2 separate regions of the Homo sapiens genome follow, and region 2 is linked to region 1. A link is an interaction called in ENCODE POLR2A ChIA-PET data of the cell type or tissue named here. Cell type or tissue: CD4-positive, alpha-beta T cell. All regions are shown on one strand. Each heading gives the region's core, and the rest is flanking DNA. Links, peaks and the distances in the headings are about the cores only. Region 1 holds the start of LOC105369761 (a long non-coding RNA gene). Region 2 overlaps SPATS2 (spermatogenesis associated serine rich 2).

Evidence for each region. ChIA-PET counts read pairs that join two places held together with the same protein. Peaks named below come from ENCODE experiments on the same cell type or tissue, not always from the same donor. Only the 100,000 strongest peaks of a DNase experiment are listed, where the experiment ranks them.
Region 2: POLR2A ChIA-PET joins it to region 1 with 10 read pairs; 4 of 35 experiments call an interaction of 5 or more read pairs at or near these places.

The regions. Positions count from the first base shown.
Region 1 is chr12:49,548,586-49,558,255 of GRCh38, forward strand. It overlaps KCNH3 (potassium voltage-gated channel subfamily H member 3), which reads left to right. Exons shown (of 15, transcript NM_012284.3): 8 at 310-588; 9 at 856-1,055; 10 at 1,495-1,744; 11 at 5,752-5,969; 12 at 7,035-7,366; 13 at 7,785-7,891; 14 at 8,598-8,674; 15 at 8,769-9,670. The coding sequence ends at 9,368. It overlaps LOC105369761 (a long non-coding RNA gene), which reads right to left and starts at 4,614. Exons shown (of 3, transcript XR_007063298.1): 1 at 3,967-4,614; 2 at 3,138-3,351; 3 at 1,696-2,272. In CD4-positive, alpha-beta T cell, for the core only: a CTCF peak has its summit at 5,136 (motif pointing left); a DNase peak (open chromatin) is centred at 5,116.
Region 2 is chr12:49,422,436-49,432,105 of GRCh38, forward strand. The region is part of intron 2 of SPATS2 (spermatogenesis associated serine rich 2); the gene reads left to right. Among named protein-coding and RNA genes, the nearest start is that of SPATS2, 60 kb to the left of the region's middle. RefSeq lists a silencer at 6,411-6,705. In CD4-positive, alpha-beta T cell, for the core only: no CTCF peak of the experiment used is centred there; no DNase peak of the experiment used is centred there.

The DNA.
Region 1 (9,670 bases), core at 2,626-7,625:
CCCCAGTCCTTTTGCCCACGCCAGCCAGGCCCTCCGACTGGGCCCGTTACCTGGGATGGGTGCCAGCCATGGGGGAAGGGGTGTGATTTCCCTTGTGTCATCCTCAGTGCCAATAGGAGCTGGCTGGGGAAATGGCAGACTCTTCTGAGGGTTGAGGGGGTGGAGAGGGGTGTGCTAGGCTGGCAGTGAAGGGGCAAAGCGGCGGGAAGCCATGGGGCTGGGTCTGTGTCTGCGTGTCCCCACCCCCAGGGCCCGGCATCCTCGCCCACAGTCTTCCTGCCTGCTCAGGCCCTGCTGTTCCCCCCTCAGGCTGGCTGCAGGAGCTGGCCCGCCGACTGGAGACTCCCTACTACCTGGTGGGCCGGAGGCCAGCTGGAGGGAACAGCTCCGGCCAGAGTGACAACTGCAGCAGCAGCAGCGAGGCCAACGGGACGGGGCTGGAGCTGCTGGGCGGCCCGTCGCTGCGCAGCGCCTACATCACCTCCCTCTACTTCGCACTCAGCAGCCTCACCAGCGTGGGCTTCGGCAACGTGTCCGCCAACACGGACACCGAGAAGATCTTCTCCATCTGCACCATGCTCATCGGCGGTGAGCCCGGCCGCGCGCGTCTTCCCGGGGCCACTCCCAGACTTCTGCCCGCAGGCGGCGCCGTCCCACTCCCCGGAGGGCCTGAGGCCGGGGGCTCTTCCGCTTTAGGTGGCCGCGGAACCCGAGGCCGGGGGTGGGGGAGACTTCGCCCGCACAGCGGCCTTCAGGCCTTGCCTAGGAGCGTGCGGGCCGAGGACAGATGAGCCCAGCGTGGTGTCAGGCCGGGCCAGGTCCCCTAGGTGACCCCCTCTCGTCACCCTCCCCCAGCCCTGATGCACGCGGTGGTGTTTGGGAACGTGACGGCCATCATCCAGCGCATGTACGCCCGCCGCTTTCTGTACCACAGCCGCACGCGCGACCTGCGCGACTACATCCGCATCCACCGTATCCCCAAGCCCCTCAAGCAGCGCATGCTGGAGTACTTCCAGGCCACCTGGGCGGTGAACAATGGCATCGACACCACCGAGGTGCGGCCTCCGGGGCTGGGCCTGCTAGCCTTTGCTCCCTCAGGGGGTTTGCAATAGCCTAGAATTATCAGGAGTGGGGGAGGATGAATGCAGAATTTTGGCCCCTGTGCCTCCCTTCTCTCTTGAGGGGACAGCGGCATGGGACAGAGGGCAGCTAAGAAGGCTTGGAGGGCCCTCTGAACCGCAGTTAGGTCTGGGGGCTTGGTACTCACTGAGGTGGGAAGCTGGGCTGCTCTGGGCGCTAAAGTGATTGAGAGGGAGGTGGAGGAAGCCCCCTCGCTGCCACCCTGTGTGGAGCTTGGAGTTGTGAGAGAGGCCTCAGGTCCCTCCCATGCCTCCCCTGTTCCTGAGGCCTGCCAGGGTGGAGAGGGGCTGGCTGGAGGCCACCTCCTCTTCTGCCACTCCCAACCCCCCCACCCCCGCACCTGCTCACCTGCAGCTGCTGCAGAGCCTCCCTGACGAGCTGCGCGCAGACATCGCCATGCACCTGCACAAGGAGGTCCTGCAGCTGCCACTGTTTGAGGCGGCCAGCCGCGGCTGCCTGCGGGCACTGTCTCTGGCCCTGCGGCCCGCCTTCTGCACGCCGGGCGAGTACCTCATCCACCAAGGCGATGCCCTGCAGGCCCTCTACTTTGTCTGCTCTGGCTCCATGGAGGTGCTCAAGGGTGGCACCGTGCTCGCCATCCTAGGTTTGTGAGGGTGGGAGAGAGGGCGTGGGGGCACGTGTGTGTGAGACCATGGCCCTGATCTGTGGAAAACCTGGAGAGGGGACCTCCACAAGGCCACTGAGAGAGAAACAGCCAGGGTGGAGTCAGGAGTAGTTATGGAGTCCTGGTCAAAGCTCAGAGAAGCCCCAGTGACTGCAAGGTGGCAGCGTAAGTAGGTGGACACGATCTCGCAGGTGTCCCTGGGGCCGAGCGAGTGGAGGGCCAGCCTTTGAAAGGAGCCAGTCTATGGGGGACAGAGGGGAGCTGCCCTTCCTTCAGGAGGAAAATCAGAAGCTAGGGATGGAAGTGCTGGGGAGAGTGTCAGGCAGGGCTAAAAAGGGGAGGAACAAAAGCTGTCTTTGTGGTCCCCCAGGAACAGTGAGATGTGACTTTCCTGAGGCAGATCACAGAGCAGGCCCAGAGCCCAGATGGGTGACAGAGCTCAGTCTCCAAACAGTCAGGGAGACTCATTCTGATGAAATGGTATCTACAGTGTATATACTTCCCTTCCTGGGAAAAGAAGGAGGTGAAAAAGGAAATCAGTTCCCTAGACGCAGATGAAGAAATTGCAGGTGTGGAATGGACACAATAGTAGTGCTGATAACAGGGGGCTCACAGCGTGACTAGCCCTGTCCCAGCTCCTTACTGCTTTGTCTCACTCTAACCTCACAAAACCCATTATTCCTATTTTGCATAGCAGGAGACCAAGGTCAGAGAGGTTAATGAACAGCTAGGAATCGGCCAGCCGGGGCTGGAGCCCCATCCACCTGGCGCCAAGTCTCATGCTTCTTCCACAGGGCTCCCAGGTGCTCTGGGGGGAATTGGGACTGGCAGGGAGGAAGCCATCGTTAGGAGGGTTGGACCTGCACTCTAGGATTTGGAGAGTTGGGAGCACATTCTAACTCTCAGGGAAACATGGGGCTGTGTCTGTGAAAAGCCACTAAAGGACCGGGCGCGGTAGCTCAAGCCTATAATTCCAGCACTTTGGCAGGCCGAGGCAGGCAGATCACTTGAGGTCAGGAGTTCAAGACCAGCCTGGCCAACGTGGTGAAATCCTGTATCTACTAAAAATACAAAAATTAGCCGGGTGTGGTGGTGGACACCTGTAATCCAGGCTACTTGGGAGGCTGAGGCAGAAGAATTGCTTAAACCCAGGAGATGGAGACTGCAGTGAGCCAAGATTGCACCACTGCACTCCAGCCTGGGCGATAAGCGAGACTCTGTCTCAAAAAAAAAAAAAAAAAAAAAAAAGAAAAGCCACTAAAGAGGAGCAGAGCTCTATGGCTGCAAGAGACTATCACCGTGACCCTAGAGGGCGGGGAACATGTGACCGGTGTGGGTAGTCAAGGACTTGTACATGTGGGGAGGTGGTGACCTGACCACTGCTGACGACATCGAATCCTCAGGCAGCCAAGGCACGTGTAGATTCACTGTGGGGACTGCTGAAGCCCTGGGGCTGAGGTTTCTCATTCATCTGGCAATCCACAATCAAGATGAGAAGCAGGAAAGGGCCAGGAAGGTGGGGCGGTGTCACCAGACGCAGCTACTGTGTGTCCATCCTTGCTCCCTTGAAGAGGATGACCTTCCAGCTGGAAACAAGAGGAAAAAAATGCCATCGGGGTCTTAGACCCCAAGAGTGGGGACAGGCTGTTCACACCCTTTGTTTTACATCTTTCATGAGTCCAGCTTTGGTGCCTACATGCGGTTTATGCCAGCATGAGAAAATGGAGTTATGCCAGTTAAGTGTAGCTGGCAATCCTTGGAGAGATTCCGAAGGGCACAAGGACAGATTTTCACCACTGTAGACTGGTGAACCCAAAGCAGGATTGACGAGTGGATTACGAAACAGATGGTTTCCAGCCTGGAGCCGAGGGAGTTGTGTGGCTGGGAGCTGGCACAGGTCCTCTCAGAGCATGCCTTTGCTGGTGCCAGGCACCACGTCTCAGAATAGCCATGTTCAGTGTGCAGTATTCAGTGCCACAAGAATGGCTACAGCCTGTGCCCTGGGCCTTTGCCTCTACAATGTCCCTAGCACCAGGACTTATGCCACCGTTGATCCATCCTGTCACCTTCTATATGTTTTGGGTGAACTACTTCCCTGTTGACTTGGAGGCTCTAGATGCCCTGGTGAATGCCTGGTTCCCCGACCCCAATCATGGTCGGGTTCTCTGCTTTGCCTTCATACCTACCCTCTCCTCACCTACCTTTTTACTCGAACATCCAAGTGCATCCTGTCTGCTTCAGGCAGCTCTGGGTTCTGGCGCTTGCCTCTGTTGATGAACTGCTGGAAGCTAAGCATACGCAAAGTCCGTTGTGAGGAAGGAAGTAGTTTGATGAGCTGCACCTGGTGGGCAGTCTCTGGTCCTGAGACTCTGCCCTCGGTCCTGTCCTGTTTCTCATTTTCTCCCACCTCTTAGATGAAGACAAGAAGCACGTGCTTATTCTATTTCAGATGACGCCAATGAAAAGAGAGCACATTCCCCAGATGATCACATTGAGATCCAAACAGCACTCAAAACGACCCAGAAGGATGGCCTGAAACCAAGAAAATCAAGTGTTAAACTATACTTAAGTTGGGGTGCATTCTATACTTAAGTTGGAGCAAAAGTCCAGGAACATGTAGAGGAGACGTGAGCTCAGTGTGTGCTGCTGGCAGTGTGAGGTAGTCCATAGCAGGGCCATCCTTTTTGAAACACTTTCTAACAGTCTGAACTGCCTGGCGGTGGTTGAGCTGCCTTGAGGGTAGTGAGTGCTCTGCCCAAGCCCGGACTGCGTGCCTATCCCTGTTGGAAATGAATTTTTTTTTTTGAGACCAGGTCTCACTGTCGCCCAGGCTGGAGTGCAGTGGTGTGATCTCGGCTCACTGCAGCCTCGACCTACTGGGCTCAAGTGATCCATCCACCTCAGTCTCCAGAATAGCTGAGATTGCAGGTGCACACCACCACACCGAGCTTAATTTTTGCTGCTGTTGTTGTTGTTGTTTGAGACAGGGTTTTGCCATGTTGCCCAGGCTGGTCTCAAACTCCTGAGCTCAAGCGATCCTCCTGCCATGGCCTCCCAAAGTGCTGGGAGTCATTGTGCCTGGCAGGAATGATTTATAGGGGGTTCTATCTGGGAGGGAAAGGAAGAAAATGATTTCTTTTTGGTCGTCTTTGTGTGAGGCACTTTATCTACATTAACTCTAATTTAGCCTCAACATGTCCCTGGACAGACACACCCTATTTCATTGATTCTAAGACACACATCTCACCCACCCTACCCAATCTAACATCTCTGAGATTACACCGCAGGCTCTAATTGATGCCATTTAATAATTACTGTCAGCCAGGTGGCAGTCTTAACCTGCCTGTGGGAAAACCTCCATTGACCCCTTCTGGTGAGATCAAGAATATTCCCTAGACTCAGTTAAATGCAGCATCTCTTGTAGAGCAGAGGCAGCTAGGGCTCAGGAAGGTAAGCCTGGCTGCCTGGCATTTTCCCTATGCCACACAGGGCTCTAATTTGCTGGTTCCAAACACTGATTCCTGGACAAGCTGCATCTGAATCACCTGTGGGACTTAAAAACAATCAGACTGTGGGGTCTCCCATAGATACTGTGACGCTGTAGGTAGAGATAGGGCCTGGGTGTTTGTTCTGACTTTTGCAGGGGATTCTAATCAACATAGCCAGCTGTGAAACACTAGAACTGATGTTCAGTCTCTCTCAGGGCTATAATTCAGGTTTTCTGGCACAGTGGTTTTGATCCTGAATGTGTTTGAGGGCCTGGGTCACAGAGCTCTTTACCCCAAGCCCATGTGGGAGCCAGTGAGACAGGCTGCAGGCGTCAGGCCATGTCCCAGGCCTCTTTGCTCCTCTCTCTGCTGGCTTCAAGGCTTCAGCTACAGAGGCCCAGCCCAGCTCTGAAGGGAATCTCAGCAACCTGCAGCCCCCTCTTCTCTCCTCATGGCTGAAGCTCTCAGGGCTTGCTGACCTCTACTTCCTCTCCCCAGGGAAGGGCGACCTGATCGGCTGTGAGCTGCCCCGGCGGGAGCAGGTGGTAAAGGCCAATGCCGACGTGAAGGGGCTGACGTACTGCGTCCTGCAGTGTCTGCAGCTGGCTGGCCTGCACGACAGCCTTGCGCTGTACCCCGAGTTTGCCCCGCGCTTCAGTCGTGGCCTCCGAGGGGAGCTCAGCTACAACCTGGGTGCTGGGGGAGGCTCTGCAGAGGTGAGTGTGCTGAGTATGTGCTTGGAGGGGATGGGGGTGCCAGGGAGCCTGGTGAAGTGGGCAGAGGCTGGGGATGGTGGAGAGCTGTGTGTGAAGTGTGGCCTGGTATGAAAGCTCCCACCTTGGGCAGGGGTCTACACCCTCTCTGCCCTTCCACACTCATGTGCCCAGCCCAGCATGTGCAGCCACCCCTGCCAGCTCTCCTTGGCCTGTCTGAGGCAGCCTTACCCTGTCCAGAGGAATCTTAGTGAAGGTAGATGAATGCATCAGTGCTGGCACAGGGAGGGGTGGCTCCTGGGGGTCAGGGGCTGAGCAGGGCAGAGACAGGCACCAGCTCTTCAGGTTGCTTCTGAAGAGAGCCTGGTGGCCCCCTGTGTTTTTTCATGGTGAAACAGGATTGTTCTGAGGGGCTTTTGAATTTCCCTGGATTGTCACTAATTCCAAACCAATTTTTAGCGCCGCATTCTCTTGGATAGTTTAATTAGGCTGAGGGACCTGGTAGAGGAGTGGTGGTGTCCGTATTTGGCTAGAATTTTGAGAGGTAGTTAACACCTCCAGGGCTTTGGTGGCTTTAGATAGATTATAGATTAAGATAGTATCATCTGGCCGGGCGCGGTGGCCCACGCCTGTAATCCCAGCACTTTGGGAGGCTGAGGCGGGTGGATCACGAGGTCAGGAGATCAAGACCATCCTCGCTAACACGGTGAAACGCCGTCTCTACTAAAAATACAAAAAAAAAAAAAAAAAATGAGCCGGGTGTGGTGGCGGGCGCCTGTAGTCCCAGCTACAGGCTGAGGCAGGAGAATGGCATGAACCCGGGAGGTGGAGCTTGCAGCGAGCCGAGATCACACCACTGCACTCCAGCCTGGGCGACAGAGTAAGACTCTGTCTCAAAAAAAAAAAAAAAAGATAGTATCATCTATAGGACCTTCAGTTAGAATAGATGTTGGCTATTCTAACAAAGATGGCTCATCCCTTCCAGGGTAGATGAAGCCTTGGTAGGGGAGGTGAGTGGGACACAATAGTGACCATCCATGCCGATTCCCTGTCCCTCACTATCCCTAGGTGGACACCAGCTCCCTGAGCGGCGACAATACCCTTATGTCCACGCTGGAGGAGAAGGAGACAGATGGGGAGCAGGGCCCCACGGTCTCCCCAGCCCCAGCTGATGAGCCCTCCAGCCCCCTGCTGTCCCCTGGCTGCACCTCCTCATCCTCAGCTGCCAAGCTGCTATCCCCACGTCGAACAGCACCCCGGCCTCGTCTAGGTGGCAGAGGGAGGCCAGGCAGGGCAGGGGCTTTGAAGGCTGAGGCTGGCCCCTCTGCTCCCCCACGGGCCCTAGAGGGGCTACGGCTGCCCCCCATGCCATGGAATGTGCCCCCAGATCTGAGCCCCAGGTGAGCAGACCCTAGGCCCCCGTGGCAGAGATGGTGGTGATGAGGCTGAGGCCCTGGGCAGGCGCACCCTGCCCTAGGTGCCCATCTAACCATCTTAACTCCCGCTAGTCTATGTGGGCCAAGCCTGCCTCCTCCAGGAAGCCTTCTGTGCTCCTCCTTTCTCCTGCTGTCCCACTCCACTGTGTGGTGTGTGGCACACGCTGCTCTGAACTCTTGCATCTCATGCTGCTCAAGCTTGGCCCCCCAGCTAAACTGTAAGCTCCTAGGGGAAGGGACCCCATGTTAGCTTTCTCCTGGGCTCCTGGTCAGTTCCACGCTCCTGCAGCCTGTGTGTGTGGACGCTGGGGCATCCCGTCCCGTATGACCCCACAGTGGCTGCCTGTCCATTGATTTGTTGTCCTGGTACCTGGGTTCACAGGGTAGTAGATGGCATTGAAGACGGCTGTGGCTCGGACCAGCCCAAGTTCTCTTTCCGCGTGGGCCAGTCTGGCCCGGAATGTAGCAGCAGCCCCTCCCCTGGACCAGGTACCAGGGCCCCGGGATGGTCTAGGTTGGTGGGGCAGCCCCTTTGCCTTGTGAACCTCAAGCACTGTTGACCTCTGAGCCTTCAATGTTAGAGAAACTGGCAGACTGCCTGGAGGCCGTCTCACCCCACTACCCCTTGGTGTCGTGCGGGCAGGGGAGTTTGGTGGTGAAGACCAGCACTTTAATTTCGACGCAGCCAGGAACTGGGTTTATATCCTTGCTCTGTCAGCTTTCTAGCAGTGTGAATTTGGCTTCTCTGGCCCCAGCTTCCTGTCTGTAAAAAAATGGGTTGATGTTTACGTTATATAATGTAACTGAAAGCCTTAGCCCAATCTCTGGCTAACTGAAGGGATAGAGGGCTGGGGATCCAGGGGTGAAAATGTCTCCAGGCCAGGGAAGTGGACAAGGTAATGAGCTCCTAGGAATGTCCATTTGCCTGGAGGACAGAGCAAGGGACAGGCACAAAGAACAACTTTTTGAGGGGAAGGAGAGCACTAGGCAGTGTGGCTGAGGGCTGCTGGGTGGTGTTTTCCCTGCCCCTGGAAGTTTGGGCAAAATTCAGCACCTTGGGCAAGGCCAGAAGAGATGATCCTAGGAGTCAGGTCCTACCAGGTCAATGTGCTCTAACTGGGGCAAGGCCTAGACCCCCAAATTGCCTATCTCCTCTTACCAGCCCCAGCTGATAACCCCATCCTACTACCCACAGAGAGCGGCCTGCTCACTGTTCCCCATGGGCCCAGCGAGGCAAGGAACACAGACACACTGGACAAGCTTCGGCAGGCGGTGGGTGAGGGGGAAGGTGGAGGTGAGGGGGGCACCAGGGGAAGGCACTCCATGGCTGACTCCATTCTGACCTCGCCTCCTCCCTCCCCCAAAGGTGACAGAGCTGTCAGAGCAGGTGCTGCAGATGCGGGAAGGACTGCAGTCACTTCGCCAGGCTGTGCAGCTTGTCCTGGCGCCCCACAGGGAGGGTCCGTGCCCTCGGGCATCGGGAGAGGGGCCGTGCCCAGCCAGCACCTCCGGGCTTCTGCAGCCTCTGTGTGTGGACACTGGGGCATCCTCCTACTGCCTGCAGCCCCCAGCTGGCTCTGTCTTGAGTGGGACTTGGCCCCACCCTCGTCCGGGGCCTCCTCCCCTCATGGCACCCTGGCCCTGGGGTCCCCCAGCGTCTCAGAGCTCCCCCTGGCCTCGAGCCACAGCTTTCTGGACCTCCACCTCAGACTCAGAGCCCCCTGCCTCAGGAGACCTCTGCTCTGAGCCCAGCACCCCTGCCTCCCCTCCTCCTTCTGAGGAAGGGGCTAGGACTGGGCCCGCAGAGCCTGTGAGCCAGGCTGAGGCTACCAGCACTGGAGAGCCCCCACCAGGGTCAGGGGGCCTGGCCTTGCCCTGGGACCCCCACAGCCTGGAGATGGTGCTTATTGGCTGCCATGGCTCTGGCACAGTCCAGTGGACCCAGGAAGAAGGCACAGGGGTCTGAGTACCAGCCCTAGAACTCAGCGTTGCCAGGTGTGCTGCCATCTGCTGTTCGGCCCAACCTCAGAGTGAAGGCAGGGTGGCAGCCTCCCCACGGACTCCATGCGGCCCGCTGGCTCAGGGCAGGGAGCCTGGAAGCAAAGGAGGACCTGGCTCCTGACTCTCAGAGAGGATAGGCTGGATCCCTGGGGCAGGCCTCTCCTCGGCCTGCTCCTCTGACCTCCCGGTCTCCCTCTGCAGGCTGGGGGCAGAGGCCTGAGGACAAGGAAGAGCTTTGCCATCCCCTGCATGTGCCCCTGCCTCTAC
Region 2 (9,670 bases), core at 1,574-6,573, 130 kb before region 1:
AAAAAGTTGCAGTCATTTGGTATGACCTCCTTAATCTTCCCTCTAGTTATTTTTGTCTTTTTGTTTGTTTCAGAAGTATGTTTCTTTTACCTAACAGAGTTTTTGTGAAGATTTTTGATAATGCATATAAAATTGCATTATTAGTATAGTTCCTGGCCTATAGTAAGCATTCAATAAAGATTAGGGTTGGCATGGTGGCTCACGCCTGTAATCCCAGCACTTTGGGAGGCCAAGATGGGCAGACCGCTTGAACTTGAGCTCCGGAGTTCGAGATCAGCCTGCGCAAGGCAACATTGTGAAACCCCATCTCTACAAAAGATACAAAAACTAGCTGCATGTGGTGGCGTGTGCTTGTATTCCCAGCTACTCAGGAGGCTTAGGTAGGAGAATCGTTTGAGCCCAGGAGATGGAGGTTACAGTGAGCCAAGACCGTGCCACAGCACTCCAGCCTGGGAAACAGAACCAGACCCTATTTAAAAAAAAAAAAAAATTTTTTTAATTGACTGTGACTATGTGAATGTAAGATTAATTTGGTCTTTGATTACCTTTGTATGTTGCTCCTCCCTTATTTTCTACTCCAATAAGTATTACCTTTCTCTGTTTTATGTTTTATGTCCTCATCCCTTTTCAAAGAAAAAAGTCTTCCCTATTTGGGGGAAAACCCCTTTTGCTTTGCCTTGCTAGCACTCTGGTTAATACTGTTTTTGTTTTTTTTTTTTGAGATGAAGTCTCTGTTGCCCAGGCTGGAGTGCAGTGGTGCGATCTCGGCTCACTGCAGTGTCTGCCTCATGGGTTCAAGCGATTCTCCTGCCTCAGCCTCCCGAGTAGCCAGGACTACAGGCACGCACCACCACACCAGATAATTTTTGTAGTTTTAGTAGAGACAGGGTTTCCCCATGTTGGCCAGGCTGGTCTCGAACTCCTGACCTCAAGTGATCCTCCTGCCTTGATCTCCCACAGTGCTAGGATTACGGGCGTGAGCCACCGCGCCTGGCCTAATACTCTATTTTTTAAAATCCCTTTATTGTCAAACAGTTGAATAGTTAAGTGGCTTGGTCCCCACTTTTCCACAACCTGCTCTCATATTGAAGCCTCCTTGCATTCTGATATACCATAATTCTTCCATGAAACTGAAAGAGCATCATCCTCCCACCCAAACTCTCACAAAGCTTAGAAAATTATAAGCATTCAATGAATATTAGTTGAATAATGAATGAAATGAGAAAGTTTAAAGTTCTATCACTGAGAGTCCTCTGATGCTTTCAATCAATGGATTTAAAGAAACCCTGTAAGTAACTGTCGTACCCAAATTCACCTAAATGGATGTTGTTGTGTAACATGAATTTTATTGTTTTTTTCTGAGAAACCTATGATTTATATCAGAGTCAGGGAAGGCATTTTAAATATTATGTTACGGAGAAAAGTTTAACTCTGAGGGCAAATTTATTAGTAAAAATCTCTTGTTTTTTCTATTAAGAGAACTCAGACCAGGCGCAGTGGCTCACTCCTGTAATCTCAGCACTTTGGGAGGCCAAGGCGGGCAAATCACTTGAGGTTAGGAGTTTGAGACCAGCCTGGCCAACATGGCGAAACTCCATTTCTACTAAAAATACAAAAATTAGCCAGGCATGGTGGTATGCGCCTGTAATCCCAGCTGCTCGGGAGGCTGAGGCAGGAGAATCACTTGAACCCGAGAGGTGGAGGTTGCAGTGAGCTGAGATCCTGCCACTGCACTCCAGCCTGGGCAACAGAACGGGACTCTGTCTCAAAACAAACAAACAAACAAACAAAAAAAACAAACTCAGACCATTATTTTTCTACTTCAGTGATACTCAGACCTTTGTTCCTCAGCCCCATGTAGTCCGTTCAGCAGCCATCTTCTTCTGAGACATCTGTGATATTAACCAGAACATACCTGCATAGGGAACCATGGTGCCCTTTTGATTAATGAGAATAGCTAATGTGGCCCCAGAGGCATATGCTTTTAAGCACAACAGTCTCAGCTTTGGTCAGTTTGATTTATCTTTTGTCATTATAATAGGTAGACTTGTTGACAGTTAGTATTTTTGTTTTATCTGTCTAGTAGATTGTATTAGTTTGCCAAAAGTTATTAGGGCAAAGTTTCTGTGATTATAGTTCTCTTATCTGTTACTATTATATCTTATATAGTGTTTACTGTTAATTGGGAAAGTTGATTAAAGCAGGAAATAAAAAATGATACATACGTACCATAGTATTTTTTATTTGTTTTGTTTGTTTGAGATGGAGTTTTGCTCTTTTGCCCAGCCTGGAGTGAAGTGGCGAGATCTTGGCTCACTGCAACCTCCGCCCCCCACCAGATTCAAGTGATTCTCCTGCCTCAGCCTCCCAAGTAGCTGGGATTACAGGCACCCACCACCACGCCCAGCTAATTTTTGTACTTTTAGTAGAGATGGGGTTTCGCCGTGTTGGCCAGGATGGTCTGGAACTCCTGACCTCGGATGATCCACTCCCGCTTGGCCTCCCAAAGTGCTGGGATAACAGGAGTGAGCCACCACACCTGGCCCATAGTATTTTATTTTAGCTTAAAACAAATGTACATTTATTCACCAATCTTTGATGTATTTAGTATGAGTTTGCTGATTAGAATTCTTCATATTTTTGGCATTAATTACACCCTGTGATACATTCTTGCAACTTCTATTTACGGTTTTTTTAAGCAGAGTGAGAACTCTTAGAGACTTGAAGCAATGAGTACAAACCCTTTTTTTAGATTTTTAATTTCCCTCCCAACTTGTATATGTGTCTCACCCACACTTAAATTGAGGACAGTTTTAAAAATAATTTGTATTGGTTCAGTCTTCTAGAGCCTTCTGTTTAGTTTTTAAAGAAATAATTTTTCTTATAGTTTATTGATGTATTTACTTTTGTTTTTCTTTTCTTTTTTGTAGACAGGGTCTCACTCTGTTGCAGAGGCTGAAGTGCAGTGGTGCTATCACAGCTCAGGTGATCCTCCTACCTTAGCCTCCCGAGTAGCTGGGACTACAGGCGTGTGCCATCGTGCCTGGCTAATTTTTACATTTTTTATAGAGATGGGGTATTGCTATGTTGCCCAGGCTCGTCTCGAACTCCTGGGATCAAGCGATCCATCTACCTTGGCCTCCCAAAGTGCTGGGATTACAGGCATGAGCCACCACGTCCGGCCATGTAAGTGTTAATATTTCTGTCTTTTTTGAGACGGAGTCTTCTCTGTTGCCCAGGCTGGAGTGCAGTGGCACGATCTCAGCTCACTGCATCCTCTGCCTCCCAGGTTCAAGCAATTCTCCTGCCTCAGCCTCCCAAGTAGCTGGGATTACAGGCGCATGCCACCATACCCAGCTAATTTTTTTGTATTTTTAGTAGAGACGGGGGTTTCACCACGTTGGCCAGGCTGGTCTCGAACTCCTGACCTCAAGCGATCTGCCTGCCTTGGCCTCCCAAAGTGCTGGGATTACAGGTGTCAGCCACCATGCCCAGCCAGTATTAATATTTCATGACAATTATGTAATTGTAATTATGAGCACAACTGGCATTAAGTAGGTTTGAGAACAACAAATAGATTAGACTCTTAGTAAGTATTGCATAGTGGGAAGAGAAAAGCCTGCGTGTACGCCAGTGTTGCCTTTTAGCCTACCAGTGTTCATTTAGGGGTGTTAGTCAATTCATGCTAAGGGTAATGGATAGCATCAGTTAAACTGTGAAGGTAAGAGGTAAAAGGACATCTTTAGTTTTTTTCTTTGTTTTTGGTAAACTTTTTTTTTTTTGATGTGTAATACACACAAAATGCAAAATCCTTAAGGGTACAACGTAATGAATTTTTACATTGAACACAGCCATATAACCACTATTCAGATCAGGATCCTAGAAGCCCTCCTGTGCTCTGACCCAGATTCTCTCCCTGACCAGTATTCTGATTTATATCACAAGACCAGTATTCTGACTTATGTCACAATAGATGAGATTTGTTCGATTATGAGGTTCATATAAATGGAAACATGCAGCATGCACTATTTTGCACCTGACATTCTTTGCTTAGCATTGCTTTTGAAATTCATCCTTGTTGTATCATCAGTAGCTCCTTTTTCATTGCTGTATCATATTCTTTTTTTTGAGACAGAGTCTCGCTGTCACCCAGGCTGGAGTGCAGTGGCGCCATCTTGGCTCACTGCAAGCTCCGCCTCCCGGGTACACGCCATTCTCCTGCCTCAGCCTCCCGAGTAGCTGGGACTACAGGCGCCCGCCACCTCGCCCAGCTAATTTTTTGTATTTTTAGTACAGACGGGGTTTCACTGTGTTAGCCAGGATGGTCTCGATCTCCTGACCTCGTGATCCTCCCGCCTCGGCCTCCCAAAGTGCTGGGATTACAGGCGTGAGCCACCGTGCCCAGCCTGTATCATATTCTATTCTGTGAATGTGTTACAATTTATCCATTCTGTAGTTGATTGATGTTTAGGTTTGTTTCTGGTTTTTGGACTTACAGATAATGCTGCTGTAAACATTCTTGTACATGTCTTTTAGTACACATTATAAATGCATTTGTGTTGGGTATTACTTAGGAGTGGACTGCTGGGTCATAGGGTGTGCTTATGTTCAGTTTTAGTAGATTTTGCTAAACAGATTTTTATACTCCCACTAGCAATATGTAAGAATCAGTTACTTCACATCCTCCTATGGCAAACAATAAAGTTTTTTAAAAGGTGAGGCTGGTCTCATTCCTGGGCTCAAGCAATCTGCCTGCCTCAGCCTCCCAAAGTAAACTTTTCAAAAAATAGTTATCAAATATATATGTGTGTCTAAATAATATATTGTTTTAGCATTAGTTGTATTTTTTATTAAAAAAGAATCTTATGTTGTATGTAATCTGGAATTTTCTACTTAACATTATATTGCTAAGATTAATCCATATCATTGCATATAGTTGACACATTTTTGCAGCAGTACAGACATTTAGTGAATACATCACAGTTTATTCTCTTGTTAATGGCATTTGGGTTGTTTCCATTTTCTTAACTGTTATGAATACTACGTGTTTTCTAATGTACCATGAGCAAGAATTTCTCTTGTACTTGAATTTCTGGATCATAGGATTGACAAGTGTACTACTTTACAAAATAATGCTGTATTCTAAAGAAGTTGTACCAGTTTACATTCCTACCAGAAATAAATAAGAAATGAAACCCTTTCTGTTATGAGAGAATTTTAAATTATGACCTCAATTTCTTTTAGAGTTACAGGACTATGTCAATTTTCCTTTTTTGTGTGTGAGTCTGTTTGGTAACTTGTTTTTCAAGAAATTTATTACCTAAATTTTCAAATGTATTGGCATAAGGTCATCTATATTTTTGACTTATAATTTTAATGTCTGTAAGATCTATACTAGCTCTTTAAAAACCTTCATGATATTGGTATTCTTTGCATTTTTACCCCTTGATCAGTATTTCTAGAGTCTTCTTGCTGGGTCAAGAAATCAACTTTTTCTTTCATTTTTTTTTTCTTATTGCATTAATTAAAAAAATTTCAGGCCGGGCGCGGTGGCTCATGCCTGTAATCCCAGCACTTTGGGAGGCCGAGGTGGGCGGATCACGAGGTCAGGAGATCGAGACCATCCTGGCTAACACGGTGAAACCCCGTCTCTACTAAAAATACAGAAAATTAGCCGGGCGCCATGGCAGGCGCCTGTAGTCCCAGCTACTTGGGAGGCTGAGGCAGGAGAATGGCGTGAACCCAGGAGGCGGAGCTTGCAGTGAGTCGAGATAGCGCCACTGCACTCCAGCCTGGGCTAAGGAGCGAGACCCCGTCTCAAAAAACAAACAAACAAACAAAAAAAAAAAACAAAAATTCAGTAGAATGCACATAACATGACGTTTACCATTTTAACCATTTTGAAGTGGTATTAATACACTCACATTCTTGTGCATCCATCTCCACAACTTTTCTCATTTTCCCAAACTGAAACTGTACCCATTAATCAGTAACTCTCATTCCCTCTTCCCCCTAGCCTCTGGCTGCTACCAGTCTACTTTTGGTAAAATTTGACTAGTCTAGGTGCCTCATATAAATGGAATGATATAGTATTTGTTTCTTTGTGACTGGCTTATTTCACTTAGCATAATATCCTCAAGGTTCATCCATGTTATAGCACCTGTCAGAATTTTCTTACTATTAAAGTCTGAATAATATTCCATCTTTCATAATTTTTTATCATCAGTATTGGCACATAGTAGGTTTATGTTAAATAACAGTTGATCAGTTAATTATTTTTTAAGTTAACAAGGTTTTTAGAAATTGCTTTTTCTATATGCTTGGAATCTCCCTTTATGGGTTAGAATCAGTGAATATAGTTGCTCCTAATTGCCTGGTTTTGTTTTTGCCTAATAGCTGCCTCCAATCCCTTGAGCTGCTTGCTGAGGACCGGAGTTTTATATGTGTGTGTAAGGGGGTGGTAATAAAATTATCAGTATTGTTTAAATCCGTTATGAAGAGTAATACAGCTGAGGATAATTTAGCTCAGTTGGGTTTGGGTTAGAGCCACCTGTGCGAGGAGGAGGGCGCAGACAGCTCTAACTACTGAGCTAGCAGTAAAATAGGAGGAGACAAACATGTATTCCAGCTCTGCTCCTTTTGAGCTCCCTCTACTCCCACATCTACAGCTGCTGCTGATGACTAATGTTAAGCAATTTGGAGGACCTTTTGTCTTTTAATAGTAGTAAAGAGGAGTTGTGGTATCATGTGGCTTCTGATTTCCCACTTAGAATGTCTTTTAAATTTCCAGAAATTCTATGTTGTTCCAATTTGAGGTTTCTTTTTTTTATTAAAAAAATTAATTGGTTTTTCAAAATGAAAACATTTTTTCAAAATAAAATTTATGGTGATCAAGTCTTACAATTATGGGAGAGTTTTTAGATTAAAGTAGAAAATTGGTGCCAGTGGTGCCAATTGTTGAGAAAGCGGACTTAGAGAAAGGTTTCATATTCACCATTTTGACCTGAGGAAATCCCCTTTTTAGTTCCTTTTTTGAGTCTCACTCTGTTACTCAGGCTGGAATGCAGTGGTGTGATCTCGGCTCACTGCAACCTCTGCCTCTGGGGTTCAAGCGATTCTCCTGCCTCAGCCTCCTGAGCAGCTAGGGTTACAAGCATGTGCCACCACGTACCCAGCTAATTTTTGTATTTTTATTTTTTTAGTAGAGACGGGGTTTCACCATGTTGGCCAGGCTGGTCTTGAACTCCTGACCTCAAGTGATCCACCAGCCTTCGCCTCCCAAAGTGCTGGGATTACAAGCATGAGCCACTGTGCCTGGCCTAGAATTTAGGTCTTTCTCTTCTTCTTCTTCTTTTTTTTTTTTTTTTGAGAGTCTCACTCTGTCACCCAGGCTGGAGTTCAGTGGCATGATCTCAGCTCACTGCAACCTCCGCCTCCTGGGTTCAAGTGATTCTCCTGCCTCAGCCTCCCAGGTAGCTGGGATTACAGGGACGCGCCATCACGCCCAGCTAATTTTTGTATTTTTAGTAGAGACAGGGTTTCACCATGTTGGCCAGGCTGGTCTTGAACTCCTGACCTCAAGTGATCTGCCTGCCTCAGCCTCCCAAAGTGCTGGGATTACAGGCATGAGCCACCATGCCCGGCCATCTTTTTCATATTTCTTGTTTTTTTTTTTTTTTTTTTGAGACAAAGTCTCACTCTGTCCCCCAGCCTGGAGTGCAGTGGTGTGATCTTGGCGCACTGCAAGGTCTGCCTCCCAGGTTCAAGCAGTTCTCCTGCCTCAGCCTCCCGAGTAGCTGGGATTACAGCACGCCACCGTGCCTGGCTAATTTTTGTATTATTTTTTAGTAGAGATGGTGTTTCACTATGTTGGCCAGGCTGGTCTCGAACCCCTGACCTGAAATGATCCGCCGACCTCGGCCTCCCAAAGTGCCGGGATTACAGGCGTGACCCACCATGCCTGGCATTTCATATTTCTTTATAAAGCTGATGAAAATGATATTTATTGGTAAACTGATTATATTATGGAATGAGAATTCCTGGTGACTTTCTTATAATTAAAACCCTTTAAAGATGAGAAGAATGTTTTTATTTGCAACCTCTCATTTTCTTGTTTTCCATCATTATCTGCAGGTGTAGTAGGTTAGCATTTATCTTCTTGACACATTTCATGAACCTGTTGATTGGGTTTCTGAGTTAGAATTATATTATTTAGATTCAAATGAAGGCTTTCAGCTTTGATTTAATTTACTGGGTAAGGGTCTTATTTATTTTTACTTTTTTGAAATAGAATCTCTCTCTGTCACCCAGGCTGGAGTGCAGTGGCACCATATGGGCTCATTTTAGCCTCCACCTCCTGGGTTCAAGCAATTCTCCTGCCTCAGCTCCTGAGTAGCTGGGACTACAGGCATGTGCCACCACACCTGGCTAATTTTTGTATTTTTAGTAGTGATGGAGTTTCACCATGTTGGCCGGGCTAATCTCGAACTCCTGACCTCAAATGATCCACCCGCCTCAGTGGGATTACAGGCATGAGCCACTGTGCCCAGCTGGGGTCTTTTTAAAAAGGGTGCGCTATTAATTTTTTTGAACAGATAAGATGTTTATATTATTCCAATGTCAAAATATAAAAAGGTAGACTGAAAAGTCTTTCTTACCCTAGTTTCCTATCTTTTCAGTTTCCATTCTTCAAGAGATCATCACTGCTACTAGTTTTTTGTCTATCCTTCCAGGTATACAGTTTTTATATATGTGCAAACCAGTGCAAATACATTACTTTCTCCATCATATTCACTTAATAAATATATAAAGAACTTTTTTTTTTTCTTTTTAAGGTGGAGCCTCGCTCTGTCGCCCAGGCTGGAGTGCAGTGGCGCGATCTTGGCTCACTGCAACCTCCGTCTTCTGGGTTCAAGTGATTCTCCTGCCCTGGCCTCCTGAGTAGCTGGGACTACAGGCACGCGCCACCACGCCCAGCTAATCTTTTGCTTTTTTAGTAGAGACGGGGTTTCACCGTGTTGGTCAGGCTGGTCTTGAACTCCCAACCTTGTGATCTGCCCGCCTCGGCTTCCCAAAGTGCTGGGAATTCAGGCATGAGCCACCGCACCGGGCCCAAAGAACTTTTCTCAAAAACATTTGCACAGTATTCTCATTATGTGGACAGATTACAATTAATTAAACCAGTGTCCTATTAATTGACAATTAGTTTGAATATTTTGCTCTTATAAATAATGTTGCATTGGATAACCTTGAATACATAGGTTTATACATTTGCAAACAGCCTTGCAAGGTAAATTCCTAGAAATTGTCTTGCTAGGGTGGGTGTGATAGCTCATGTTTGTAATCCCAGCACTTTGGGAGGCCGAGGCAGGAGGATCACTTGAGCTCAGCAGTTTGAGACCAGCATGAGCAACATATGAAACCCTGTGTTTACAAAAAATACAAGAATTAGCTAGGTGTGGTAGTGTGCACCTGTAGTCCCAGCTACTCGGGAGGATCGTTTGAACCTGGGAGGTTGAGGGTACAGTGAGCCTGGGCAACAAAACAAGACCTTGTCAAAAAAAACAAATTGTCTTCCTGGGTCAAATAATATATACATTTTTAATTTTGACAGCTACTGCTTAGTTGTCTTCCAAAGATACTGTATAAATTTACATTCTCACTTAGATGT